Linked DNA regions of Homo sapiens: regions 1, 2, 3, 4, 5 and 6 are each linked to region 7. Evidence: chromatin loops called from intact Hi-C (ENCODE). Cell type or tissue: IMR-90. All regions are shown on one strand.

Region 1 (4,000 bases), 460 kb after region 7:
CAGTCTCACCGTCTGCCAGCCTCTGCTGCCCTGTCTTACCCAGCCTGTTCTCTCTGCCTCACCAGCAGCCATCCCCCAATTCTGCTGCCCGTGCAACTGGCCTGTGCTCCTATCACCCCAAGCCACCTCTTCAGGGATGGCCTCCCCCAACCACTCAGCCCTGCACCCTCAGATCCCCTCAGGAGCTAACCCAGTGCCCAGAGCATCTGCAGCAGCGCCAATGGCCAGGCCTCCAGGCCAGCTTAACACATGGGCCTTTTCCAGGATAGCGGGCCACCAGCTGGGAACCGGGGCAGCCTAGGATAGAGGGTTTGCAGCCAGGATGCTCACACCTGCACAGAATGTCACCTACATACACGGCAGGACTGTGTGCCCACCCCTGCAGTAGCAGACACAGGAACAAGTGCACGGGGACCAGGCCCACGCACCCCATCATCTCCCTGGTGCCCACGGATGGTGCTGGGAGCTGCAAGTTGCTGCCACCCCAGGGACCTGACCAAGACCACACTGGGGTGGTCACAGACTGGGGGCAGATAAAACAGGCAGTGCAAGGAATCATCTCAGCAGCTTTTTATCCACCCCTCTTGCCAGGCGCACACCTCCAGGGAAAAGGGCTCACTCTGGCCAGGCAAAAGTCACCTCTGCAAAGGTTCTCCATCTCAGCCCTGTCTCTCTGTCCCCCAGGCCCTCATCCCTGAGGTGGAATGTGGCTTCCCTGAGCCTTGTTGGAGCTTAACGCCCTCTTTTTATCCCAGGAGTCTGTCCCCATGGTCCCAGCACGGTTCTTGGATGTGCTCCTGTTTGTGGCCAAACTGAAGCATCCCCTCCCTTGGTCCAGGACCTTCACCTCTATTAATGTGACCCAAGGCCCCATTAGCTTTCTGGTGGTTTCCTCTCCCTACATCTCACAACCGCTGTCCACCTCCCATCCTAAGCATGTGTGGCCGGCTCTGCCATCCCATCCCACAGGCCAGGACCCAAGGACTCTGTACTCAGGCCAGGAGGGCATGGTATTTATCGTCTCTCTGGACCTCTCCCCTTTGGGGTCTCCTTAAAGTCCCTGCAGGTGGCCCAGGGCCAGCCCCAACCCTGCCCCCGACAGTCCTCCCTCCAAGGCCGGGTCCTGCCTTCAGGTCCTGCCTCTTCCCTCATCCCCTCCTCACTTCCGCAGATACCACCTTCCTGCCAGGGACCCAGGGGCTCAGTGAATGTCTGAAGGAAGAAATCCATTTAGGGGCCCAGTGCGGTGGCTCACGCCTGTAATCCCAGCACATTGGGAGGTTGAGGCGGACAGATCACTTGAGGTTGAGACCAACCTGGACAACATTGCTAAACCCCGTCTCTACTAAAAATACAAAAATTAACTGGGCACGGTGGCAGGCGCCTGTAATCCCAGCTACTCAGGAGGTTGAGGCAGGAAAATTGCTTGAACCTTGGAGGCGGAGGTTGCAGTGAGCCGAGATGGAGCCACTGCACTCCAGCCTGGGTGACTGAGTGAGACTCTGTCTCAATAAAATAAAATAAAATAAATCCATTCGGGGCCTGAACGAGGCGAGACTCTGGTGTGAGCAAGGGCTTAGACAGAGCTGGGGGTGGATGCCTTGGGTTTGGTCCCAGGTCGGGAAGCCTCCGTTCTTTGACTGTAAAATGTGAATCGTCTTTTCTGACTCATCTATAAGGACTTGGTGTGCAGTGGGAACCCAGGAGCATGTGGGGGTGAGGCTGGGCTGCCCCATCCTGGCCCAGGACACTAAGCCCAGCCAGGGCAGGTATGACAGCCGGTCAGCAGGCCGCGCAGTCAGGGATGAGTCCACGGAGGAGGCCGCACATACCATTTCCCTGGCACTGCCCACAGCCTGCAGCCTTTGTGCATTTCTGAGGCCACAGTGCCCCCTGGCGGCTGTGCAGCCTACCCCAAAGGACAGCGTCCTGGGTCTCAGGCCTCAGTCTCCCTCTCTGCGGCCCCAACAGCTCACCCTAAACAAGGTTTATTGTTACCATGTTACATGTCACCATTTGGGACCAGAAAGGGGGATCCAGTGGCCCTGAGCCGCACAGTCAACCAGAAACAGGGCCAAACCTCACCCTCAGGGCTGCCTGGCTCCTGGGTCACTGAAGTCCTGCCTGGCAATGCGTGCTTGGGTCTGGGTCCCTTCCCCGACATCTCTCACCCTCCTGCAGGGCAGGAAAGTCACAGTTTGGATGCTTTGTTATAAAGATGACCCTGGCACCTGGAGGAGGGAGAGACAGACAGGGCTGTGGGTCGGGGGACTCCTTGGGGACCACGCCACCCCAACCACTGCAGCTGGAGCCTCTGTTGGGGGCGGGACCAAGCACCTCTGTTGTCAGCCCAGAGGTGGCACCCCTACGCGCCCCACTGCACCCCCGCGGCTTTCTCTGCCTCTCCTACCCCCAGGCTTCCCACTGGACATTATCCCAGAACATCAGCTAGGAAGCAACCTGAGCCTCCTTGCCCCTGCCTGACAAGCAAAGTGAGGCCCAGAGAGGGAAAGGGGCTGGCCAGGGCCCCCCAAACAGCCGTGGGCAGAGCCACATTGCACCGGTTTCTCCTAATCCCTGACCTGAGCTCCTTCTCCTACCCAGGGGATTTCATCAATCCAGAGAGTGCTTGGGGCCAGGAGTGCCTCTGACAGTCAGGGAGGGCTTCCTGGAGGAGGCCCTAGGTCTAATGGGGTCTTCTAGGCAGTGGTGAGTTGGGAGGGAATAGCCAGCACTCTCACAGCATCCAGGCAGCCCTGCTTCCAGACCGTGGGTTGGAGAGGCAGAACCAGGGGAGGGCACCAAGGGTCCCACCAGGCTCCCTCTGACGGCCATGTCTTCCTTTGGCCACAGGACGCTGTGCGGAGCTGCAAGTCCGTATCACTGAGGCTGTGGCCACAGCCACTGAGCAGAGAGAGCTGATCGCCCGCCTGGAGCAGGACCTGAGCATCATTCAGTCCATCCAGCGGCCCGATGCCGAGGTGAGCCCACCCCCCTGCCCCATGCCCATCTCGATACCTGCCCAACTGACTTAGCCTCTGCAAACACTGACTTCCCAGATTAGCCTGTGTATCAGGCAGCTGGTGACAACCCAGAAGGGCTGTCACCTAAAACCATTGGGTTCTCCCTGCTTACTCCATGAATACCACCCTGCCTCCGATTTGGGGTGACAGGCCATGGGGCAGAGGCCACAGGGCTTCCTAGCGGTAGCACAGAGGCCCGTCTTTCCAGGCACTGCCCTGAGAGCAGAGGCAGAGGCAAGGCCAGGACCATGCACCCATCTCCCAGCTAAAGGACCTGGAGCCCAGAGATCACAGCAGGCTGGGACATAAACAGCCCAGGGAGAGCATCTCCTCGCCCACCTCCCATTCTGTAGAGTCCACAGTGGGACTCCGGGAGAGAAGTCTGGGCTGTCCCAGGTCACGTGGCAGGCTGGTTGCAGGGCCAGGGAGGCCCAGGTGTCTGATGCATGTCAAAGCTGAGTGGCTGCGAGGAGAGCTGCACTGCTGCTGAACTCTGGCCTCAGGAGTGACTCAGGGCCCAGCCATCTCTTCTTTGGTAGCTCATGTCACGTGTCCAGGTCCGGGCCCTCCTGCAGCCAGCCTGCACCCCGGATGGCCCCACCCACTCCTTGCCACACCCACCCTGCCATTTGCCTTGGCCATGCTGAAAGGGAATATTCCGTGCCCATTGTGCGGAGGCACCTCCTCATCGCTTCCTGTCACCTGCAGGGTGCCGCTGAGCACCGCCTGGAGAAGATCCCAGAGCCCATCAAAGAGGCCACTGCCCTATTCTACGGTAAGGAGAGGCCTGACCCATGGGAGGAGGGAGGAGGAGGGAAGAGGAGACAGGTGATACCGCCTGAGAACACAGATCCCCAAAGAGTAGTCCCTTCCTCTAAGAAGGTCAGGCCCCCACGCCTGCAATGCAGCAGCAACCTTCAAAGGGTCGGGTAAGGCTAGGTGTGGTGGCGCACACCTATAGTCCCGGCTACTTTGGA
Region 2 (4,000 bases), 230 kb after region 7:
CCAATTTACATTCCCACCAACAGTGTACAAAGATGCCCATTTCTCCATGTCTCACTAGCACTCGTGTGTCTTTTTGGTAATAGCCCTTCTAACAGGTATCAGGTGATACCTCATCGTGGTTTTGAGTCAAATTTTCCAGATGATTAAAGATGTTGAGCAGCTTTTCATATACCTGTCAGCCGTTTGCATGTCTTTTTTTAGAGAGAGACAGGGTCTCACTCTGTTGTGCAGACTGGCGTGCGGTGGTGCGATCATGGCTCACTGTAGCCTTGAACTCCTGGCCTCAGGTGATCCTCCTGTCTTGGCCTCCCAAAGTTTTTGGGATTACGTGAGCCACTGCGCCAGGCCTTATGTGTTTTCTTTTGAGATCCTTAGCCCATTTTCCGTTTTTTTGTTTTTTTTGGAAAGAGTCTTGCTCTGTCGCCCAGGCTGGAGAGGCTGGAGTGCAGTGGTGCCATCTTGGCTCACTGCAACCTCCACCTCCTAGGTTCCAGCGATTCTCCTGCCTCAGCCTCCCAAGTAGCTGGGGTTACAGGTGTGTGCCACCACACCCAGCAAATTTTTGTATTTTTAGTAGAGATGGGGTTTCACTATGTTGTCCAGGCTGGTCTCGAACTCCTGACCTCAGGTGATCTGCCTGCCTTGGCCTCCCAAAGTGCCGGGATTACAGGTGTGAGCCACTGCGCCCGGCCACCTTAGCCCATTTTCTAAACAGGGTGCCTGTTTTCTTGTTATTGCATTAACTTTTCCCCTCTTTCCAGCCTGCTCTTAAGATTGTACATGCTTTGAGGGCCCGTATCTTGTCTTAGATGCTTTATCTATTCTTTGCCTTATGGAAGTGGTTACATAAAACATTCTTAGCTGAATTTCCCCCTGCTTCTCGCCTTCTCCTTGTTAATGAGTACTTATTGAGTGTGATGTGCGAGCATCTACTTTGGTTCCTAGACGCCCACAAGCAAAATAGGTCAGTGCCCTGCTGGGAGTAGGGAGGGGTTGTCAGGGTCTTCTTTGGGTTTGTGGCCAGACAGGCGACTGTGGAGCAGACCAGGCACTCTGGGGACAGGATGATGCGTTCTGGCTGGAAGATACAGGGAGGCTTCCCAGGGACCCTAACACAGCCTGCTGCCCTGGACCTTTGCTGGGGAACTGACTTCTCAGCCAGTATGTCTGTCCGCAGGCTCTTGGGCCTTCTGCAGTGGTGGAGGTGACAGTGGTGTTAGCCGTGGTGGTCACTGTGGTGATGTGGCTGCTGTACTGTCATTATCTTATGGCAAAACCCGCAAGCCTGACACACACAGTGTCTCCCTGTAAGTTCGCGCCATGATGGCTCAATTAGGGACCCGTCGGACTGCGGCTCAACATCCAGGCCAGCTGCATAATTGAAAGCACATTTTCTCCTCCAAAGCTGCAGCTGGTTTGGTTCTGCTCATGCAGAAAGGGATCTAACCTTGCATAACATAGGAAATGAACAGTTGAGAGAGAAGCCAAATTCAATTTCAGTCAGATATGTTGAGGCTAAGTCCATGATCTATGGAAGCCGGGGCAGGAGCCGTGCGCCTGTGGAAAGGGGCGCTCTCAGCAGTCTATTAATCACGGCCGCCCGCCCGGCGCTGCCGCCACTGCCGGGTGCCACTGCGCCCGCGCGCCCCCTCCGATGTGGGCTGGAGCGCAGCCAAGCACTCCAGAAGTTAACCTCTTAAAGACCCGGAGCTGCTTTCTGTTGAATAAATGTAATTTTGTGGTCAGAAATAAATGCTTGTGATATAGCAGGAGCTTTGAAAACAACGGCAAGCTGGAGCGATTACAAATTGCTCCATGTTGTACAAGTCAACAGCAGACATCAAAATTCCACGTGGAGGGCAAATTGATTTCGGCCCAGAGCTCTGCAGCTATTCAATAAAAGTCCTATTAAACCATTGTATGTAATGAACAATCCAGAGCAAATCTAATATTTTCAGTGGATAATTATTTTTAACATCCTCTCGGTAACTGCTGGTAGATTTCTTGGATGTTTACAGCTCGAACTCGGGCAGAGTGGGCCTTCCCAGCTGTCATTTGGCATCTCCGCCAGGGGACCCGCTCCAGGGACCCAGCTGCGTACATGGCTCCTGAACATGGGGCTCTGGCCTTGGGGTTCAGGTTGCCAAGGAAGGGTGCATGGGGTTTCTGAATCTCCCAGTGCCTGGGATGTAGTAGGTGCCTGGGAAATGTTTGTTGAATTGAGCTGAACTGAGTTGAAATGCACAAGAGGAAGCTCTAAGAACCCCAGAATGACTTAGGAAAATGATATTGTGGCAAAGTTGACTCAAAACCTGAGGCTGAAGAGACCAGTGGGTTGCAGGTAAGGAAATTGAGGTCCCTTGTGATAGACCAATGTCAGCCCCTATGGGAGTCGGGACAGAGCTGGCACCCCGGGAAACCCCAGGACTTACCCAATTCACTTCCCGTTTTTGGAGATGGACTCTTGCTTTGTCACCCAGGCTGGAGTGTAGGGATGCGATTGCAGCTCACTGCCACCTCCGCCTCCCAGGTTCAAGTGATTCTCCTGCCTCAGCCTCTGAAGTAGCTGGGATTACAGGCACGCACCACCACACCTGGCTAATTTTTATATGTTTAGTAGAGACAGGGTTTCGTCACGTTAGCCAGGCTGGTCTCGAACTCCTCACTTCAAGTGATCCACCTGCCTCAGTCTCCCTAACTGCTGGGATTACAGGCGTAAGCCACTGTGCCCAGCCCCCATTTCACTCCTGTTCTGTTTTGGTTTGGTTTGGATTTTTTTTTTTTTTTTTTTTTTTTTTTGAGACAGTCTCACTCTGTCACCCAGGCTGGAGTGCAGTTGCACGATCACAGCTCACTGCAGCCTGGACCTCCTGGGCTCAAGCAGCCCTCCAGCCTCAGCCTCCTGAGTGGCTGGGACTACAGGTACACACCACTACACCCAGCTAATTTTTGCATTTTTTTTTTGAAGAGATGAGGGCTTGCTACGTTGCCCAAGACGGTCTTGAACTCCTGGCCTCAAGCAGTCCTCCCACAAAGGCCTCCCAAAGTGTTGGGATTACAGGCATGAGCCACCACACCCAGCTCACTTCTGTTCTTGACAGCTTGCGAAGTGCATTCTTTGTCAGGGAGGCCACACTGGGAGAGTCGCCAAAGCGATCTTGTTGCTCATCTAGTGTTCCCACCCCCAGGATGCTCCCCTACCTTGCTCATGACAGGGCTGTAACCCTGTCCCCTTCCAGACCAAGAGCTTCTCAGGGAAGGTCTGTTCATTCATTGATTCATTAAATATTTGTGGAGCATGTATGCCAGGCTAGACCAGAACTAGACCCTGGTTAGTGGTGGTAGGTGAATGAATGTAGCCGTTGCCTTCATGAAGCTTAACAGTTTAGCAAGATCTGTATCCCCATGTGGCACAGTGCTTGGCGCTCTGTTAAGTGATGGTGGATGGGTGGATGGATTGGTGGATGAATGGGTGGATGGTGGGTGTGTGGGTGGATGGATGATTTGTTAGATAAATGGGAATGGATAGATGGTTGATTGCATGGAGGGAGGGTGAATAGGGGATAGATGGATGGATGATTGGATAGAAGGATGGATGGATAGATGATTGGATAGAGGGATGGATGGCTGGATGATTGGATAAAGGGATAGATGGATGGGTGATAGGATAGAGCTATGGATGGATGAAGGGAGAGATGGAGGGAGGGAGGGAAGGAGGGAGGGAGAGATGGATGGATGGATAACTGGATAGAGGGATGGATGGATGATTAGTCTAGAGGTAGGGAGGGAGGGAGGGATGGATGGATGGATGGATGATTAGAAAGCAGTATGTGTCTGTAAGAATAGATTGACTCTTACTCATTTTCGTCTCCTGGAGTAAAATCATCCAACTTGTAATGCTCAGTCATACAGTATTTATTTGACTATCGTGGAATTTAAATTTCTAGGGTATTTTATTTTCTGCAGATCTCCCTTCCCTTGGAAAAACTCAATATGGATG
Region 3 (4,000 bases), 130 kb before region 7:
GTGAGCCGAGATCATGCCACTGCACTACAACCTGGGCAACAGAGTGAGACTCAGTCTCAGAAAAAAAAATAATAAAATAAATAAATAAAAAGATTCTCAGGCTGAAGTCACGAAGTAGGGTGGCCCCGAGCCCCCCTCAGCAGACACAGCCCAAGAGGGCATCTGCAAAGAGCAGGACTGTGGGTTGTGGGCAAGACGTGGAGGGGAGGTAGAGGAGAGAAGGGGACCCCCTACACCAGGAGGAATTTGCAGGCTTCACCAGGGAAATAGGACGGCACCCCCTGCCCCAGGGAGGTGGGCAGGGCATAGAGGGCATTTTCCAAATTGTACAGCCACAGGGACCACTCTGCCCAGAGCTCCACTCACACCCTCCAACCCCCTAGTCACACAGACACACATTCACACACACACACTACAGTCGTACACACACAGACATGCATTCACATATACACTCACTGACATACAGATACATACTCACAGGCACACACAGACATGCATTCACATACACACTAACGCAAAGACACACACAGACATTCACACAGAGTCACACTTACACACAGACATGTATTTACACATTCAAATGAATACACACACTAACACACAGAGACACACACAAACACGCACACACAGACATGTAGTCACACACCAGATGCACACACATACACTAACACACAGAGCTGTACTCACATAGACCACACACATACACACATAGGCATCATCACTACGCTAATGTCTCTCAGTGTCCTACGACAGGTGTGCACGGCCTTGCCTTGCACTGAGGTGCCCCTGCAGTATTGGGGGTTCCACCGTAGTACTGGGGTCCACTCACCCATAGACCGTGCATCTCCAGCTTCATGCGCAGGAATTTCCCCATGCCACAGGGCCTTTTGCTGGGGAAGATGCTGGTCTGCCCAAAGTCAGCGTGGAATCTGGGCAGAGCCAGAATGACCTGCCCCAGGCTTGGGAGCCGAGCATATAACCCCCCTACACACAGCGCCATTCAGACCCTGGCACCCCACCGTTGGGCTCCCTAAAGATGTGTCCATTCTGCTTGACTTAAACACTGTATTCCTGGTTGGTCCTTCAGTGACAGGGGAGGGAGGAAGAGGCTGTGGCTTGCAGGACAGGGGGTCAGGATATGGGCAATGGCTTGGGGACCTCCTACTTGTAAGGAACCAGGGTGGGGTCCTATTGGGTGGACAGGAGACCCTGCAGCCCTGGCCTCACTGCCTTCTGGGATCCTCTGCCACAGGTCCCACCCCGCAGCCCATCCTGGGCCTGCGACCCACAGCCTGTGCCTCCTGTCCCCTGTCCCTCCCAGTGCACCCTGAGCCCACCCTACCCAGCCCCCGCCACCCCCCTGCTGCACTCCCAGGGCTGACCTTCTTCCCTGCCCAGGCTGGACATCCCTCCTCTCTTGCCTCCCCCTTGACCTCCCTGATGGGACTAAGTGGAGGCTTCTGTTCATGGAAACTGGGGTTAAGGAAGCAAACTACAGGGCCTGGGGTCAAGGTCAGGTCCAAGGTCAGGGCTGAGTCAGCCCTGACTTCGTTCCTCCCGCCTCTTCCCCCGGGCATCCAGGCCCTTAGGTGTCAGGAGTTACAGCCTTGCCCTCGCCTCCTGCTCCTCTGGCCGAGGCCAGGGCGGCCCCTTCCTGTCCCCCCTGCCCGTCGTTCGCTCCCCGAGGGCGCAGCAGAAGCACGGGGAACTCCGGACCCCACGAGGCGCTCTGGACGAGGTCGAGCCGCCGCTTCCCCCGGGCGCCGCTAGGTGGCGCCGCGCTAACGAGGATCGGGATAGACCGGAGGGGCCGCGCTGCCACCAACCGGGTCTCCACTCCCCAGGTCCTCACTCCCCGGGCCCCAGCCTCGCCCCAAAGCTCAAACACGCACCCGGGAACCCTTCCACCACCCTCCCTCCCCACCCCTGGCATCCTTAGCCCTCGGCAGCTCCCGTGGTCCCAGGGGCCTCTCCGGTCCCTCAGCAGGAGACCTGGAGTGCACGGCCTGTCCATGCCTCTGGGACGCAGGACAAAGTGGACGAATAGGAATCAACCGTGGGGAGGGAGGGGCCACCCAGGAGAATCCCAGTCCACGGAGTAAGGGAGGGTGGCATGCTGAGTGCCAGGCAGAAGGCCTGGCCCAGGCGGTGCTCCCTAAGTGAGGGTGCACCCTCACTTACATCCTTCCAGGATAGTTCCTCTTCACATCCTTCCAGGATAGTTCCTCGCCTAGGCGTTTTCTCCCTCAGTTTGGGGGTAGTGGTTTTTAGGGCCCCGTGTGAGAGTGAGAAGGCTCAAGGGTGCCACTACCCCAAAACCAAGGGGGCAAGGGGCAGACCCCAACTGTACCAGGAGCAAGGAGCTGCTTTAATTTACTCCTCCCAACATGTCTATTAGACGTTTTACCAACGAGGAAGATGGGCTCAAAGCCCAAGGTCACATGGGGGTGGATGGCCAAGGCAGGGTTGGAACCCAGGTCTGGCAGATGCCCTTGCCATGCCCTGGGGTGCCCCAACTCTGACCACAATGAGCCCTTCCAGCTCCTTCCCAGCCCAAAACTAAACCCTGAGGCAGAGTGACTGGGCCACGCTCAGACGTCCCTGACTCTATGCCCTACCTCTGTCCCTCTGAGACTCCCACTGTCCTACAGCTGCCTTCTGGTCTTTGCAATGGCTGATCGTCCTGCCGGGAAAGGTGTTTCCCCAGCCTCACCAGGGCCCACTCTGGCATCAACTCCTACAGGAAGCCCTCCCTGATTGATCCCTAAGTGGAGGCTTCGGTTGGGTCCCAGCCTCAGGAAACTGGCATCAGAGCCTCCCATGGTCCCGGGCTCAGACACAATAGTGAACTCAGCCAGGTGAAGGAAGAGCTGAGAGCCCACCACCACCACGATGCTGGTCCATCGGCAGCCTGTAGCACGCCCCAAACACCCCATTTACAAAGAAACTTTTCAAAGGGCATTTAGGGCAGATGATAAAACTATGGCCCGGAGAGGCCAAGTGACTAGTGCAGAGTCACACAGCAAACCAGAAGAGACTAGACACCAACCAAGATCTGTCACTATATTCATAAAAGAAAAGAAGGCTGGGTGCGGTGTTTTGTGCCTGTAATCCCAGCACTTTGGAAAGTCAAGGGGGTGCAGATCGCTTGAGCCCAGGAGTTTGAGACCAGCCTGGGCAACATAGTGAGACCTCATCGCTACTAAAAATGTAAAAATTAGCCCAGCATGGGGACGTGTGCCTGTTGTCCCAGCTACTCAGGAGGCCGAGGCAGGAGAATTGCTTGAGCCCAAGAGGTGGAGGCTGCAATGAACCGTGATTGTGCCACTGCACTCCAGCCTGGGTGACAAAGCAAGGCCCTGTCTCTAAAAAGAGAAAGAAAATAAAAGGAAGACCAAAAGCAATGAATTTAAAACACACACACACACACGCATGCATGAGTGCATGCATGTACTTAAGTGGTAGGGCAAAGTGCCGCTGCGGACTGCAGCTGGGAGAGAGGGTGACTCAGTGCCAAGATGCCCTGCACAGGGCCCCACGCTTCTGAGAACAGTCCAGAAGCCGCTCCCAGCATGCAGCTAAAGCCATTCTCTCCTGTGGACACATCCCTGGGGACAGACCCCGTCTGTCATCACCTGGCTTGGGTAACCCAGAAAGCTCTGCCCTCCAGGCACCAGGACAGTGTCACCCATAATGAATGCCCCAGAGCACCTAGGGGTAAGTTGAGCTGGGTCAGGCCGGGCCAGTCCAGGCAGCCCCCAGGAACCCCAAAACCCACTGGCATCTACCTCTCAGGGTCTCAGGCTGAGAGCCATAGGTGCTGGGGGACATTCTGGAAAGTGCCCCCAAGAAGGCTTCACAGAGCAAGTCCTACACTTGGGAGTTGGATCCAGGTTCAGCCCCTGCTCTGCCCTACCTCGGTGTAGCCCTGAGTGCTTCTTTGAGTTTCATTAATACAACCATGGGCTGGGGTGGGTGGGCACAGAGTAGCATGTGCTGG
Region 4 (4,000 bases), 99 kb after region 7:
GGCATCATCCACTGTTCCCGGCCCACATACACTTTAAAGGTGAACAAATCCAAGCCAGGCATGGTGGCTTATGCCTGTAATTCCGCACTTTGGCAGGCCAAGGCGGGCAGATCGCTTGAGGCCAGGAGTTCAAGACTAGTCTGGCCAACAAGGCGAAACCCCCTCTCTACTAAAAACATAAAAATTAGCTGGGCATAGTGGCTCATGCCTGTAATCCCAGCTTCTCAGGAGGCTGGGTCTTGAACCCTGGAGGTGAAGGTTAACCAGTGAGCCGAGATCACACCAGCGCACCCCAGCCTGGGCGACCGAGCAAGACTGTCTCAAAAAAAAAAAAAAAAGATGGGCAAATCCAAATGGATCTCTGGTGTTATTTAAATACTTATTTGGGAAAAAAATTTTCCCACTATTTCTGTTAAGCAGACAGCTGGTTACATGGTAGTTTTTTAATTTTGTTTTTAATAACATCTGAAATGCCTGGCAGAAAGTCTGGAGTTGGGGGCAGAGAGAAACTTAAAATGTTAGGAGCTTTGCCCTTTGAGGAGCTGTCAGAATTGGAGAAAAAACATCCCAGAAATTGTAATCAGTGAGGAAAACAGGATTCCAGCTATCCACAGCACCCCAGCTGTACACCAGCGTCACGGGATGAGGGATGCCTGTGTGCACGTAGGCCTTGGTTTCTGAGCTGAGACAGCAGCAGCCAGGCCGACTTGGTGATAGGCTTGGCCTGCCCCTGCAGTGGACTGCCTGGGCCTGGGCCTGGGCCTTGGCCTTGGTCTCAGCCCTGTGGTGGATGATCTGAGCCTTGGCTTTGGCCCTCCAGTGGATGGCCTGAGCCTTGGCCTTGGCCTTGGTCCTGCCGTGGATGACCTGAGCCTTGGTCTTGGCCTTGGTCCTGCGGTGGACGACCTGAGCCCTGGCCTTGGCCTTGGCCCTCCAGTGGATGACCTGAACCTTGGCCTTGGCCTTGGCCTTGGCCCTGCCGTGGATGACCTGAGCCTTGGTCTTGGCCTTGGTCCTGCAGTAGACAACCTGAGCCTTGGCAATTGGCCTTGGCCCTCCAGTGGATGACCTGAGCCGTGGCCTTGGCCTTGGTTCTGCTGTGGACGACCTGAGCCTTGGCCTTGACCTTGGCCCTCCAGTGGATGACCTGAGCCTTGGCGTTGACCTTGGCCCGCCAGTGGATGACCTGAGCCTTGGCGTTGACCTTGGCCCGCCAGTGGATGACCTGAGCCTTGGCCTTGACCTCTGAAGCTCTTCTGTGCAAGGGTGGGGCTCCTGTTGGTGACACCCACTTGCTGAGTCTACACCTGGGAAGCTCTTGGTCAGCTCGGCCCATTGACTTGAGAGAGGAATAGTTGCCGTCCAGCGAGTGCTGGGGGTGTAAGGTGGACCGGGCCACACGGCTGCCAAGGGGCCGGCTGGGTGGGACTGAAACCTGACCCATGTGGGTCCTCATTGCCTCCTGACATCAGTCATCCTGTGATCTCTTAGAAAGATAAAAACACATTTTCTGCGTTCTGGTGCCTCTCCTTGCCAGACATTTTCTCAGTAAAGTTTCTGTCTCAGCCTCGTTGGAAGTGCCAGGTTCTGAGCCCATCAGTTTGCTGCTAGCCTGCCAGCTTCCCATGACCTGGGACCTGGGACCAGGGGCCCGCAGGTGTTTCTAGCTGGAGAGGAGTTCTAGATAGTTCTGAGCGGATACCCTCCTCTGTCTTCCTCGGGAGAGTTCTGGCTTGGTTTGGTGGTGTTTTCTGTGACCAGCAGTGGCCACCGCCACCACCAACCCCTCTTCCCCCTCCCCTCTTCCTCCCCCTCCCCCCTCCCTCCTCCTCCTCTATCTCCATACGCCCTGAGACTGGCCAGTGGGCAGCATATTGTGCAAGAAACAGCTGTTGTTTTGACAAAGGACATAACTCGCCTCACTTCTTGCATCACCAGACCCACGAGGCTCTGGATTCCAGGCCTCTGCCCCTGCAGGTGGACACACAGACCGTAACGCAGAGGCTCACGTGTCCCACACTATGCATTACCATTTGTGTACGCACTCGTTCACATTTAGCAGGATTGTAAAAATTAATAGTTAGTGCAGTTCTTCCAGCTAGATAATGCATCCAAATGGCAAGACAGTCCAAAGATACACACTATGGAGTAAGTCCCTCTCCCCACCGGCCCCTCTGGAGAGAGCCAGGCACGGTCACAAGTTTCTTCTGTATCCCTCTGGAGATAATCACAGCCTATGCGAGCATATGGATGGATATTCTTTTAAACATTGTGTTGCGGTTTGCTTTTTGGCTTGGATGTATCTGATGATTATCATATCCCTTACAATACACCGTGTTTTTTTACATTACAGGAAAATCTGTGAGGGGCTAAACCGACAGGGTATTGCTGGGCATGGAGGAGGTTGGGTCCAGGTTTTTTGCTCTTTGTGACTTTTTAATGCCTTTCAGATGTGACGACTCTCCATACGCCTTCTCACACGTGACCCGTGACTCATGGGCCGAGGCCTCTGCATTTGGGACCCCCACCTCCACCTCCCCAAGATGCATTTCATTCCCTTGTTAATGTGTCATTGTAGTTGACGCTTTGAGGATAGGCAGGCTTGGTAGATAATAAAACAGTATTTGGCTTATGTTTAATCGCTGTCTCCTCCCACAGCCCGAGAACGCCTTAGCGTCCTTCAGAAAGGATTTGGTGGTACTGGTTTTTATGTGTGTGTGTGTTGTTTTTTAAAAAAATTTTCTCCAAGGGACCTGGTCAAAGATTTCAAGCCTTAAATCTGATCAACCCAATCTGGGGCGGCGGCAGCTCAGTCTCTCCTCCTCGCTGTGCCAATCTGTTTCTGTGGTGGCGGGTGGCGGCTCGGTGTTAAATTTGGAGACCCCCGTGGGTTTCCCATGCCGACCTGCATATGTCTGCGGGCACGGGGAAGGGAGGGCCGCAGACCCCCGTTGAGTCCCCGACTGCCAGCAGCAAGTTGCCGCAGGCGCACTGGCTCTGCAGCCCCGGGATCAAGGTGGGTTCACCTTGCACCGGGCCACCTGTTTCAGTTTCCTCCTCCACCAGGCAGGCTCTCTGACAGATCAGCCCAGGGAGGGGCAGGTGGGGACCGAGGGGGACGGAGGGGGCCCACAGACCCCCGGCTCATCTGGCATCTTCCCCAGCGTTTCCCACACTTGACCCACTAGATGAGAAGTTGGGGGTCGGGGCTGGGACCCCACCTTCATACCTCCAGCGCCTGCCAACTCAAAGACATCGGTAGATGCCCACCGATTGGGTAACCGCCCCCAGCACCCCCACCCTGCTAGGCTTCCATGCAGTGGGGGAAGTAGGGACCCCCGGCCAAAAGCAGTCATGTTCTTTTTGTTTTTCTCCTAAGTTTTCTGCGTCTGTGTGCGATTGGAACGAAACATCAACTCTTTTTTTTTCTTTTTTGTCATATTTCAATATTGGCTTTCTTCCCCGCCTTCTTTCGAAGGCTCCTTTTATAACTTCGGCTGCTGCTGCTTAAATATAGATGTCAAAGCCCTCCTCCCTCCAGATTGTTTATATTTTTGAAGAGCCTTCTGCTTCGCTGTGACTGCTCCTCTCTTATCTGTATCCCCCGTTCCACCACATTGGTTTCGGTTGCTCTTTTTTTTTTTTCCCTGCCTTCCCTTAACTGGGATGTGTTTCAAATGTGGTCTATCAAAATGTTCAGTGTTTCCCTTTTTTCTGCAATAGCTTTGACATCTGTTCTTGAATTCTAGCCCACGTTATTCCTTAGGACTTGTTTGCCCAAGATGTGCCTGAATGCCAGAAATACTAAGGGGAGAAGAGTGTGGTGTGGTGGTATCTTCCCCTCATTGCCTGGTTTGTTGTTTTATTGTCGTTGTTGTTTTTTTTTCTTTCCTCCCCTGCTTTTTAAAGTGTCTACGATTCCTTCCTTCTTCCTTCCTTCCTTCCTTCCCTCCCTCCCTCCCTCCCTCCCTCTTTCCCTCCCTCCCTCCCTCTTTCCCTC
Region 5 (4,000 bases), 210 kb before region 7:
GGGTACTCCAGCCTGCCTGGCCCACCTCACAGTGGAGGTCCAGGTGCTGTGTAGACTGTTGAGGGCCATGTGTCAGGTGGCCCAGGCCACCCAGGGACTGGGCAACCTCACTGGCAGGTGGGCATAGGGACGGCTCTTGTCCAGGAGGGCCTGCCTGGATGGTGAGCCAGTGAGAGTCCTCAGTCCCCAGCCAGGACTGCTCTGGGCCCAGCCTGGCCGGAGATCCCATCCCAAAGGCAATGACCATGCTTCAGCCTCTCGAGTAGCTGGGATTACAGGCACACAATCATACCCAGCTAATTTTTTTAGTAGAGACGGGGTTTCACCATGTTGGCCAGGCTGGTCTTGGACTACAGACCTCAAGTGATCCGCGTGCCTCCGCCTCCCAAAGTGCTGGGATTACAGGCGTGAGCCGCTGCATCTGGCCAGGCCTCCAGCTTTTATGGGAGACTCACGTCTGCCCGCTTGATGGAAGTTCTGGGCAGGGCAGGAGGGAGAAGAACCAGTATTTACCAGAATGGATGAGGGCATTCCAGGAGGGGCCTTTCGCTGAATGGAGGCAGTGTGGAAAAGGGGCAGGTGGGACCCAGACGGTGCAGGAGCCTGAGGCTGTCCCTCCAGGCTGTCCCAGGGATCCAGAGCCTCATCGAGGCCCCATCCTTGGCTCTTCTACCGCCCCTATCCATGGAAGCCAGGAATCTTGTTGCCCCACTTTGGGAGTCAAACTTCACAGCTTTGTCTGTCTCCAAGCCTCCCACTGGAGGTGCTTGGAGGCCTCAAACCTGCAGCCTTGAATCACCCAATGCCCTGATGGGCTGGGCTGCAGAGAGGGAGGGAAAGGTTATGGGAGTGCTGGCAGTGGAAATGGCTGGAGGTATAATGTCATTCCATTTGCAGACCAGGAAACAAAGGATGGCAGAGGGGACCACACAGCCAGGCAGTGACAGGTGGGGACAGAAAGGGACACCCCCCTGCCACCCATTGTCCTGGGGGTGCTGCCCAGGTTCCTGAGTGAGTGGTTGGGTCAGGTCACCTAAAGAACACTTGGAAGCCCGCGAGGAGAGGAAACCCACTTTGAACAAATGTGGAGAAAGGCGTGGATCAGAGTCTAACAGCTGAGGTCCCCGATGACTGTGTCCCGCTCCATTTAGGGCCCGGGACACACAACCCTCCTTGGTCCCCTCCCGTGGACATGGGACCAGGACCAAGGTCTCTTCCCCCTGAATATCCCGCCCTCCCCAGCCTCCTGCCAACTGCCTGCCTTCCAGTGCCCCCGAGGACACAGGACTGAGGCTGGATAGAGGATTGCTTCGTGGACCTTTGCTGGGGACATGTGGACAGGCAGGGGCCACCAACTCAGAGCGAAGACGTCACAGATGTGTGAAAACACTGAAGATGGGGACACAGAGGCACCGAGCGTTAGGTGGCTGGAGTCACTGGATCACAGCGTCTGGAGCCAAGGGTTTCCACTGTTCCCAGGTGTAATTCCTCCCCGCAGCCGTGCAAGGCGGGTGCCCCAGCTGTACTCACTTGGCTGCTCTGTAGGTCGCACAGTCAGTAAGCGGCAGAGCTGGGACAGGCCAGGCAGGTAGGCGTCTTGACTCGGTGCCTTACCCTCTCTGGCCTCAGTCTTCTCATCTGTCAAATGGTATAATAATAGGATGTACTCCTCAGGGTTGCTGGGAGGGTTACACACGTTAGTGCACACTGCCTGGGGCTCGGTGACTGTTCTCTAAGTGTTTGCTGCTATTTTTTTTTACTTAAGGAAACTTAACATCGAATAGGTTAAGCAGCCGGGGCTTGAATTTAGTCTTCTCTGCACCAAAGTTGCGCTGTGGACTCTTGTGCCGACTGTGATCTAGAGATTCCCAAGCCCCAGAGGCTTTGGGGAAGGCGGAGCCAGGAGAGGCTGCTCAGCTGTCAGTAGATGGCGCTGTGGAGCCACAAGGGCCGCCCTCGCTGCAAAAGCCCGTTGACGCACCAGGCTGTGCACAGACTGGGGTCTCCCCGCCCTGGGCCAGGCCCTGCACCAGATATGGCCCCAGGAGAGGGGGTGCCGCTAACCCTGTTTCCCTGATGAGGGATATGAAGGCTCAGAGAGGTTGAACCACTAGCCTTGAGGTCACACAGCTATAAGGGGCAGGGCTGGGGCTCCCCACCCCAGATGCCTCACTGAGCTCTCCAGCCCCACCCCCATCCCACCCCTCACCCTGGCCCTCAAGAGGCCACAGTGACTCCCTGGCGCTTGATGGGAGCCAGGCGCGTCCCTCCTTCCCCCATGGCTGGACATTCCAATGAAGCTGAAGCCACCAGCTTTGAAGTGAGAGCTAAACCCGGATTAGGGCGGCTCCAGGCTGGCCTCTCCTTCCCAGCCCCATTGCCAGGCCCACGCTCACCAACCACGTCAGGCCAGAGTCCTGGCGGCACAAAGGGGTCTGGGGCCTAGAGGAGGCAGGACCTGCCCCGCACAACACAGTCCCTCTCATAGTCTGTTAAGAAGCCTCGGGGGCCCCCACGACCTGCTACTAGCCTGAAACCCCACGTCACGCGGGTGCCAGCACAGAAGCTCCCACGGGGCTGGGAGGCTGTGTGTCCGTCTGTCTGTGAGCAGCCACACTTCCCTGGCCTCACCCTGCCTGTTTGGGTTCCAGGATCAAGCCTCTTTATTCAAGGAGATTTGGACTCAAGACTGGAAGATGACACTGGTATAGTGAAGCTACACCAGTTCTGGAACCCGTGTTCCAGAAGGTTCTGGAACATCCACCTTCAAATTAATCTCTCACAGCCTCTTCTTCAGAATTCAGCTCTTCCCAGACTTCACTTTTTTTTTTAATTTTATTTTATTTTACAGAGTCTCGCTCTGTCGCCTAGGCTGGAGTGCAGTGGTACAATCTTGGCTCACTGCAACCTCCACCACCAGGGTTCAAGTGATTCTCCTGCCTCAGCCTCCCAGGTAGCTGTGATTACAGGCATGAGCCACCATGCCCAGCCTTATTTTATTATTATCTTTTTGAGACGGAGTCTCACTCTACCGCCCAGGCTGGAGTACACTGGTGCAATCTCTGCTCACCGCAACCTCTGCCCCCCGCTGGGTTCAAGTGATTCTCCCACCTCAGTCTTCCCAGTAGCTGGGATTACAGGCATGTGCCACCATGCCCGGCTAATTTTTATATTTTTAGTAGAGACGGGGTTTCACCATGTTGGCCAGGCTGGTCTTGAACTCCTGACCTCAGGTAATTCACTCACCTCGGCCTCCCAGAGTGCTGAGATTCCAGGCGTGAGCCACCGCGCCTGGCCTTTTCCCAGACTTCAGTGATTCTCATTTCACCTTCATGACTTTTTTTTTTGTAGCTAAATATTGTTTACATTTATCTTTTTCCTTAAATCGACTCCTATACATATGTTTATTTTAAAGAAAGCTTTTATAAAAAAGAAACCTTGCTATCAAAAATGAAAAGCTAGTCCCCTGTGCCACATACAGACAACATGCATAAAAATGCATGCCATGGCTGGGAGCAGTGGGTCATGCCTATAATCCCAGCACTTTCGGAAGCTGAGGTGGGTGGATCACGAGGTCAGGAGTTCGAGACCAGCCTGGCCAACATAGTGAAACCCTGTCTCTACTAAAAATACAAAAATCAGCCAGGCGTGGTGGCAGGTGCCTGTAATCCTAGCTACTCAGGAGGCTGAGGCAGAAGAATTGCTTGAACCCAGGAGGCAGAGGTTGCAGTGAGCCGAGATCATGCCACTGCACTCCAGCCTGGGTGACAATGCAAGACTCCGTCTCAAAAAAAAAAAAAAAAAATGCATACCATGAAAACGGAACAATGCCGTTCAATTCTGGCTGGCTGCCGGGGCCTAGGGAAGGCTCTCAGCCTGGTGTCTGCTCCCTTGCTAAAGAGGGCAGTAGGCTGGTCAGAGACCTGTCTGCACCAAATCCAGCATCTCTCCTTGATGCAACCAGGAGAGAACATTGTGGAAGGAGACTCCCTTTCAGCAT
Region 6 (4,000 bases), 270 kb before region 7:
ACCCTGTCTCAAAAAAATAGATGATCTTGGGCAGGTGCAGTGGCTCACACCTATAATCCCAGCACTTTGGAAGGCTGAGGTGGGAGGATTGCATGAAGCCAGGAGCTCAAGACCAGCCTGGGCAACATAGTGAGACCCTGTCTCTACAAAAAATTATAAAAATAAAAATGAGAAAATTGGCCATCAGGGCTGGCAGTCCCTCATGGAAACAACCAGCTACTGGGTTGCCACTGTAGGTCCAGTCCAGGCTGTGCAGTTTGCCGCAGTCCCCACCATTCCCTATTGTCTTACAGCTCAGCTACTGTCTTCAGTATCTGCCCTGCTCCTTGGCTTCTGCACTTATGGCCCCCAGCCCAGCCTTGCTGGGTTCAATTTTGCAGCATTCTGCCTGGCCAGGGAGCAGGAACTTACTGCTTCCCACCTCTTTCTGGGGTTTGCTCTCTGAACTCTCTGGCTGGAATTGGAGGACATCTGCCCCCCTGCCTTCCTGCCACACTTTTACAATTTTATTTTATTTTATTATTTTATTTTGAGACAATGTATTGCTCTGTCACTGAGGCTGGAGCACAGTAGTATGATCATAGTTCACTGCAGCCTTCATCTCCGAGGCTCAGGTGATCCTCCTGCCTCAGCCTCCCAAGTAGTTGGGACTACGAGTGCACACCACCACACTTGGCTTTTTTTTTTTTTTTTAATTTTTAGTAGAGACGAGGTCTCACTGCGTTGCCAGGCTGGTCTCAAACTCCTGGCCTTAAGCAATCCTCATGCCTCGGCTTCCCAAAGTGCTGGGATTTACAGGTGTGAGCCACCATGCTTGGCCCTGGCCACATTTTAAAGTTAAGGGGAAGAATTTTCCCTCTGCAGATTCTACCTACTGGTCTGGGCTCTGCCACCTGGGGCTGTAATTACCTTTGCTTTAATCACAATTGTAATAATCATAGTTGCAATCGATGAAGCCCTCCTGGTTGCCAGACACTGAGGTGGGGCTTTATCCTGGAGGACATTTAGCAAACAACACCTGTCTATAAGGCTGAATCCAGGGGTTGAAGGCTGAGGTCTACCATGAGTGGTCAGGATCTGCACTGTGCCAGTTATTAAATATTTTCATATCAGATATGAAAATATTTCAAATACAGATATAATTTTTTTTTTTGACATGGAGTCTCACTCTATCACTCAGGCTGGAGTGCAGTGTCGTGATCTCGGCTCACTGCAACCTCTGCCTCCTGGGCTCAAGGGATTCCCCTGCCTCAGCCTCCCTAATAACTGGGATTACAGGCACGCACCACCAAGCCCCGCTACTTTTTGCATTTTTAATACAGAAGGGGTTTTGTCATGTTGGCCAGGCTGGTCTTGAACTCCTGACCTCAAATGATCTGCCCTCCTTGGCCTCCCAAAGTGCTGGGATTACAGGTGTGAGCCAGCACACGCAGCCTAATTTTTGTATTTTTAGTAGAGACGGGGTTTCACCATGTCGGCCAGGCTGGCCTCAAACTCCTGACCTCAAGTGATCCACCCGCCTCGGCCTCCAAAGTGTGGAATTACAGGTGTGAGCTAGCGCACCCAGCCTACAGATATCACTCTTAATCTTCACACAAAGCTTGGAAGCCTTGAGGTTACAGGGGAGACACCTGAGGCTCAGAGAAGTTAAGTGACACCCCTGGGGTCACCCAGCAAGCCAGCAAGCTGGGGGCATTTTGCCTCCATGATTCTCTGCCCTTAGAGCCCTTTGGAGGGGGCGCTCTCCCTCTGCCCTCTGTTCTGAGTGTCTATTCTGATGCTGGGTTGGGGAGCAGGGGCAGAGCAGGGAGGAGAGATGCATGACACAGGTGGCCTCCAGTGGCCAGTCCCAGGGCCGGGGAAGGAGAGTAGGGTATCCTGCATTCTTGGAAAGGGACTGAAGGCTGCGGGAGGAGGGCCGAGCTCAGGTCTCCTACGGGAAGGGGGACCTCTCTCACTCTGGCCCCCGGCCTACCCCTCGAGCCGCTGTCCCTAAGGTCTCACCCCCAGAGCGTTACCTCATGCCCACATTCTTCAGATCTTTCTTGGGGGATGGAGGAGGAGGGGCTTCCCATCCCACCGGGGACCCAGGCCCACGAAAGCGCATGCCTGGCAAGACCTTTCCAACCAGGGGAAAATGCAGTTTCAAGAATGGCCACCAGGTGGGGCACACACTCTACACATGGTGACACCTGCAGCCAACCTGGATTCCAGAGCGCAGGTGGGGCTCTTCCGAGGCCAGCAGCCCCCAGCCAGGCCCTCCCCACCATACCACAGTCCCATGCAGGCAGAGTGCAAAGGGCCCTAAGACTCAGTGCAGGTCCCTTCATCAGATCAGCAAACTTTTTTTTTTTTTCTGAGACGGTCTCGCTCTGTAAGCCAAGCTGGAATGCAGTGGTGTGATTATAGCTCACTGCAGCCCAGACCTCCTGGGCTCAAGCCATCCTCCCACCTCAACGTCCCCAGTAGCTGGGGCCACAGGCGTGCACCACTATGCCCGGTTAACTTTTGTATCTTTTGTAGAGATGGGGTCTCACTATGTGGCCCAGGCTGGTCTCAAACTCCTGGGCTCAAGTGATCTTCCTGCCTCAGCCTCCTAAGGTGCTGAGCAAACATTTTTCAGCATCCTCTCTGGGCCAGAGGGAGAAAAGGCTGTCCCCTGGCCACACAGCAAGCCTTACCTCTCCATCTCCTTGTCCACCCTTGGGGTTTAGAGATCTGTAGCTGGGAAGATCCATCCTTCAGGACCTCCTGGGGCCTCCTCGGAGGCCACCTGTTGGGGAGCACTTTGCCACAAGCCCGGTTCTTGACCCTAAGCAGAGAGACAGCAGGGTGTGAGAGAGGGACCTGGAGCTAAGCAACTTCATCTGCAGCCTGGCTGTGTGAGCTTGGGCAAGGGACCAACCTTCCTGAGCCTCAGTTTCCCCACATTGAAAATGGGAACGAAAGCAGTTCTTAGAATCATAGATGTTTGTAAGTGCAAAGCTGGTTTGTAAGTTGTAATAACCAGCTCCAAGGTGATGTGAGTGCCTTTGCCTGTTTAGGGAGTCCCAGGTAGGCAGGGCTCCTGGGGGAACGTAGGCTGACAGCCCAGGGGGCCAGGCCTGGAGCCACTGGAGGCTGGGGGTCCACCATGTTCTGATGCCCTGTCTCCTTCTCTCCCCAGGGCCCCCGGGGCAGACAGGACCACCAGGGCCTGCAGGCCCCCCCGGGTCTAAAGGTGACCGAGGCCAGACAGGAGAGAAGGGTCCAGCGGGGCCGCCTGGTAAGAAAACCCCCCACATATGTGATGTTGTCAACCTGCGGAAGGGGCTGGGCTTTCTTCTCTACTGGAACAGGCGAGGTGTCCCACGCACCCACAGCCCTGATCTTGCTGGGTACCAGAAAAACGGGGTCTTTTTTTTTTAATTTTTTGAGAGGGAGTCTCGCTCTGTTGTCCAGGCTGGAGTGCAGTGATGCCATCTCGGCTCATTGCCACCTCTGCCTCCCGGGTTCAAGCAATTCTCCTGCCTCAGCCTCCTGAGTAGCTGGGATTACAGGCATGCGCCACCACACCTGGCTAATTTTGTATTTTCAATAGAGACAGGATTTCACCATGTTGGTCAGGCTGGTCTCGAACTCCTGACCTCAGATGATCCACCCACCTTGGCCTCCCAAAGTGCTGGGATTACAGGCGTGAGCCACCACCTCACCTGGCTTTTTTTTTTTTTTTTTTTTGAGATGGAGTCTTGTGCTGTGTCGCCCAGACTGGAGCACGGTGGCACAATCTCAGCTCACTGACACCTCCACCTCCCAGGTTCAAGCAACTGTCCTGCCTCAGCCTACTGAGTAACTAGGATTACAGGTGCCTGCCACCATGCCTGGCTAATTTTTGTATTTTTAGTAGAGACAGGGTTTCACCATGTTGGCCAGGCTGGTCTTGAACTCCTGACCTCAGGTGACCTGCCTGCCTTGGCCTCCCAAAGTGCTGGGATTACAGGGGTGAGCCACAACACCTGGC
Region 7 (4,000 bases):
AAAACTTCTGTCTGGTCTTAGTCCTAAATTTAAAACATTTACAAATTCAGGCAGCTTGAATTACTACCTCGATATAATTTTGAACTTCTATGTTTGTAAAATTGAGATTCTCCACATAACTTTTTATTAAGAGTATGATTCCTTTATACCATGCATCAAAATAGTCATATCTTTATGTTTATTTATGAATAAATTACGATAGAAGCATTTAGCATTATGAATTGTTTCTGATTATCCAAAATATTTCTTGTTGAAAACTATTTGAAACTCATTCTAGTTTGGATGCAAAAAAAAAAAAAATTCAGAAAATGCATTAAGGTTTTAGAACGAACCTCTTGATTTTTCCTTTGAAGTATATCTGATTTCTGAGTTTTTTTCATTTTCCTTCTAGCTTGGTAAAAATTATAGATTATTCCCCAACTTTTCTTGGGGATAAAGTTTCTTAACTTTAGGTGAAATTTAATTGTATGAGTCCATAATAAAAGATCTTGTGTGGGATAAAGAAAATGGATTTTTAAAATAATGCCTTACAGTGTAAGACATTTTTCAATTTGGAAGAAATTCTTGATAGTTAATTCCTTCAAGGAATTAGGTGAAGTATAACAGAACAACTTTTAAATTTGAATCTTTAGAAAACAACGCGACACATTTTCACTTCTTGGAGCTGCCAAAAGAGGGCCAATTTAGTAGTAATTACCCATATTTTGGAGAATTGGACAATTTTTTTTTTACTTTAGTGGATTTAATAAACTATATGTGGATGTCAGGGAAAGGAGAATCCACTAGTGTTAGGAAGATAGGAAAGAATGAACTCCCAAAAGCACTTTACAATTTTCTGCAAGTTAAATTAGTTAGTATTATCACATCCCTCATGTGGCTACTTACTGCTTTTTAGGCAAAATAAAATGGGCCAGAAAAGAAATTTAGGAATTCTGGGCTCAAATATTAATTATTTAGTTACCTTATTTGGGGCTAAGCTGTATTTCATTTAAAGGCGTCAGGAACAAACATCATCTTGGTCAGTTCCTCCATCTGATGACTGGGGGCTTGATTTTGAAAGCTTGGGTGGCAAATTGGTCATATACTTGGAAACTGTGAGATTTCATCCCCTAAAGGGAGAGCCTGAGTGTCGAAAAGTGACCAAATGCCTGTGGATTGTTTTTTTTTTTTTTTTCCTTGTTTTTCATTCTAAGTAATATTAATTATGTGTCCAGGTGCCCTAGGTATTTCTTGGTACTGGGCCATTTATCTTGAGAACTTACCTGCCTCTCACACCGTGCTCTGGGAGGTCATAGCCATTACTGTATTATCTTTGTAGGTGCCAGTGGAAATCTAGGTCCTAAAACCTATAAAATATTTTGTAAATATTTTATGCAGCGCACATCTTTGTAGATCCACTCTGCCAGTGGGTACTCCTGGGTTTTTACAATGGTGGGGCTAAAAATCAATCTGAAACAATACAAAAGAAACAAAATAGTCTTTGGAAATAAATACAATTTGCTTTTATTCTGTGTCTATACTTGCTCAAGAAAAATAAAGTGCACTTTAAAAAGTTTTTTTTAGGTCTCTGCTGTTTCACTCAACGCAGATAACTTTTGATCAGTGGTTTATTTTGAATGAATTTCTTTTTACAAAGTAACGTTTTATGGTGCTGGTGAAAGTTATTCTAAACTCCTCCCTTCCCACCACCCCCTGCAGAGAGCAACAAGGTTTATGTAACCCAAAACTTTGGTGGGAGAACTCAACTGTATTTAAATAGAGGTTAACCTCTGGGCCATCCAATATAGTGTGTCTGTACTAAGTCAGGTTAGCATGTAAATAATATAAATATAACCAGAAATGTAACAACGGTATTTAATAGTCATCAGATTTATTTCTAAAATATTGCCATGGATTCAGAATACTGAATTCCAACCAGATGTATTTCGGGAGTATTACACAGGTCATATATATTTCACTTTTTTGGTTCAAACCCAGGGGATCTACACGATAATTAGATTGAGAACATCTGCATCAAATCCAAACCATTTCCCTGATCCTTCCTTGAGCCTTCCCCATGGGAGGGATTTCTTTTTTTTTTTAAGCCCCTGCACATTTTGTCTAGCCACCTTTAGCGCAATTCCTAGGTCTCGCCTGCCTGCCACCGCAGAAATAGACATGCCAGGGGAAGGCGGAAGCACCCCCCCCCCCACCCCCGCCGCCTCCCCGAGTGTGCAGGCATCCTTAGAAGTCGCATTTCCCCGGGACAGGAATGTCCCTCGGTGGCAATGCCGCTTCCCGCCAGAAGCCTGACTCCGGGACAGGGCGTGGCAGGCGCGGGGGCCTGGGCGCGCCGGTGGGCACGTGCGCGGGGACCCGAGGACCCGAGGACCCGAGTGTCGGGGCGCCGCTGCCCTCTACCGGGCGGCGCGGTCGGAGCTACAGCGCGGCGGCCGGCCGACTGAGCGCGCGGGCCGGGGCGCCCCACACGGAGGCAGCCCTTGGCCACCCGAGATCCACAGTGCCCTGCTGTGCGCGGCGTCACCGCATCTAGGGTGGAGGCTCGCAACGTGCCCCCCGACGCCAGCGCGCTCCCACCCACCGGCGAGTCAAGGTTGCGTTGGGGAGACAGTGAACCCCGTTCCCGACATCAGGGGCCTCCCCTTGGGGAAACTGAGGCCCCTGGCCAGCTGCGCAAGACCTGGGGACACGCGTGTTCTCTAAATCTTGGGACTTTCATTTCCAGCCTCTTCCTCCAAAAATGCCGAATTCACTGCGCCAACCCTCGAACTCACTTGAAAAGCAATTGTTTTCCACTTGCGCGTTTTATTTTGTATCCTATGCAGATTCTATTTACATATGCATTTTGAGATTAAGGAATTTGGGGACTTGTTTTAACTAATTACTCGTTCAGTGAAGTACGGGAGAGTCAAAGAACAGTATTCCTACTGGAAACTCCAAGTCACACGTGTGTATAATCAATGAAAGATGACGATCATAAAACGTGTGCTTTCGCCAGCTTTCCGCGAGGAGAGAAATCAAAAGAGAATTTATTTTTTGGTTTGCATTTTAGCATTTCTGTAAACTTGGGACCACGCTTTCCGTTTTCAGTGAGTGCACCCACACTTTCCAACTTTCTGCGCCCAAAGTTGCAACAAACCAAGGTGTCTGAACCACAGGAAGTTTCTTGGGCTGTTCCGCTGAAGCGGCGCGGGGGGACACAGAACTGGGCTCCCAGACTTTTCCTGTCGTGGCCTAAACTGGAACGGCTTGGGCGAATGGGGGCTGCCGGGACCCCCAGCGCTACCGCCGTTGGGGTGCGTTCGGGTGCGACGCTGGCACCGCCGCTGTCCGGGTGTGGGGCATCCACGCGCGCGGCCCCCTGAGAGGGTCAGGGCTGTTTCCCCCTCAACTCCACTCCTCCAAACATGCCACGCTGTTCCTGGTCGTGTCGGTGTCCCGGTCCTCGCTGGGCGCAGAGGGATCAGAGTGTTGCCGTCCACCGTCGGGGCGCCTCCCACGCACGCTGCTGCGGGGGGCCTGGGCCACGCAGGGGTCGGGTGTGGGGGGTCCCGGGCAGGTGGTAGCGGCGTCTCCGCGCTCTGTACACTAACCACTACAGGGGCGCTCCGACGTTCCCCCCAACCGGAGTCTTGAAGGCGCTGCGCTCGGCCACCGCGGGCGATCGCGATCCCAGCGGGAGACCCCCCCCACCCCCGCAGCCCTCCCCAGGTGCGCGGTGCCGGGGGACCCCGGGCGCTGCCCTCCAGCGCCCCCTCGGGGCCGGGTCTGTGGCCGGCGCGACCGCGGACTTTGGGGGGGGTTGTCCCGAGGGGCGGGGGTCGCCGGTCGGCCCGCGGAGGGGAGGGGGAGGGCGGCGGTGGGGGGGTTGGGGGAGCAGGGGCCGGGGCCGCGCGCGCGAGGCCGGGCCGCGGCCGCCGCGCCCTGGGGCTGCGACTCCGGCTCCGGCTCGGGCTCGCCATGGCTGCGGCGGTGCCGTGAGGAGGAGTCCGCGTCCTCG

What was found. Hi-C counts contacts between places; a loop is a spot of excess contacts. Peaks named below come from ENCODE experiments on the same cell type or tissue, not always from the same donor. Only the 100,000 strongest peaks of a DNase experiment are listed, where the experiment ranks them.
Region 1: it touches region 7 in a loop (12-fold over the local background); 8 of 110 quality-filtered maps call a loop at or near these places.
Region 2: it touches region 7 in a loop (2.4-fold over the local background); 6 of 110 quality-filtered maps call a loop at or near these places.
Region 3: it touches region 7 in a loop (9-fold over the local background); 93 of 110 quality-filtered maps call a loop at or near these places.
Region 4: a loop joins it to region 7, with 3 times the contacts of the local background. A loop is called at or near these places in 7 of 110 quality-filtered maps.
Region 5: a loop joins it to region 7, with 16 times the contacts of the local background. A loop is called at or near these places in 47 of 110 quality-filtered maps.
Region 6: it touches region 7 in a loop (4-fold over the local background); 24 of 110 quality-filtered maps call a loop at or near these places.

What each region holds. Positions count from the first base shown.
Region 1 is chr7:102,270,513-102,274,512 of GRCh38, forward strand. It overlaps a transcript of CUX1 not described here. Among named protein-coding and RNA genes, the nearest start is that of SH2B2, 14 kb to the right of the region's middle. RefSeq lists an enhancer at 3,622-4,000. In IMR-90, a CTCF peak has its summit at 1,898 (motif pointing left); DNase peaks (open chromatin) are centred at 1,729 and 3,529; H3K27ac peaks cover 152 bases.
Region 2 is chr7:102,043,798-102,047,797 of GRCh38, forward strand. All of the region lies in intron 3 of CUX1 (cut like homeobox 1), which reads left to right. Among named protein-coding and RNA genes, the nearest start is that of CUX1, 230 kb to the left of the region's middle. In IMR-90, no CTCF peak of the experiment used is centred here; a DNase peak (open chromatin) is centred at 1,604; H3K27ac peaks cover 292 bases.
Region 3 is chr7:101,686,730-101,690,729 of GRCh38, forward strand. No RefSeq gene overlaps it. Among named protein-coding and RNA genes, the nearest start is that of MYL10, 59 kb to the left of the region's middle. RefSeq lists a silencer at 1,823-1,952. In IMR-90, a CTCF peak has its summit at 1,772 (motif pointing right); no DNase peak of the experiment used is centred here; H3K4me3 peaks cover 183 bases.
Region 4 is chr7:101,910,423-101,914,422 of GRCh38, forward strand. The region is part of intron 1 of CUX1 (cut like homeobox 1); the gene reads left to right. Among named protein-coding and RNA genes, the nearest start is that of CUX1, 95 kb to the left of the region's middle. In IMR-90, no CTCF peak of the experiment used is centred here; DNase peaks (open chromatin) are centred at 1,939 and 3,639; H3K27ac peaks cover 2,950 bases.
Region 5 is chr7:101,600,661-101,604,660 of GRCh38, forward strand. No RefSeq gene overlaps it. Among named protein-coding and RNA genes, the nearest start is that of MYL10, 27 kb to the right of the region's middle. RefSeq lists a silencer at 2,010-2,069. In IMR-90, a CTCF peak has its summit at 1,921 (motif pointing right); a DNase peak (open chromatin) is centred at 1,911; H3K27me3 peaks cover 429 bases.
Region 6 is chr7:101,540,832-101,544,831 of GRCh38, forward strand. It overlaps COL26A1 (collagen type XXVI alpha 1 chain), which reads left to right. Exons shown (of 13, transcript NM_001278563.3): 6 at 3,167-3,265. Among named protein-coding and RNA genes, the nearest start is that of LINC01007, 26 kb to the right of the region's middle. RefSeq lists an enhancer at 1,295-1,963 and a silencer at 1,977-2,271. In IMR-90, a CTCF peak has its summit at 2,161 (motif pointing right); no DNase peak of the experiment used is centred here.
Region 7 is chr7:101,811,908-101,815,907 of GRCh38, forward strand. No RefSeq gene overlaps it. Among named protein-coding and RNA genes, the nearest start is that of CUX1, 3.7 kb to the right of the region's middle. RefSeq lists silencers at 2,155-2,564, 3,484-3,873, 3,914-4,000 and an enhancer at 3,975-4,000. In IMR-90, CTCF peaks have their summits at 2,394 (motif pointing left) and 3,753 (motif pointing left); no DNase peak of the experiment used is centred here; H3K4me3 peaks cover 2,113 bases; H3K27ac peaks cover 781 bases.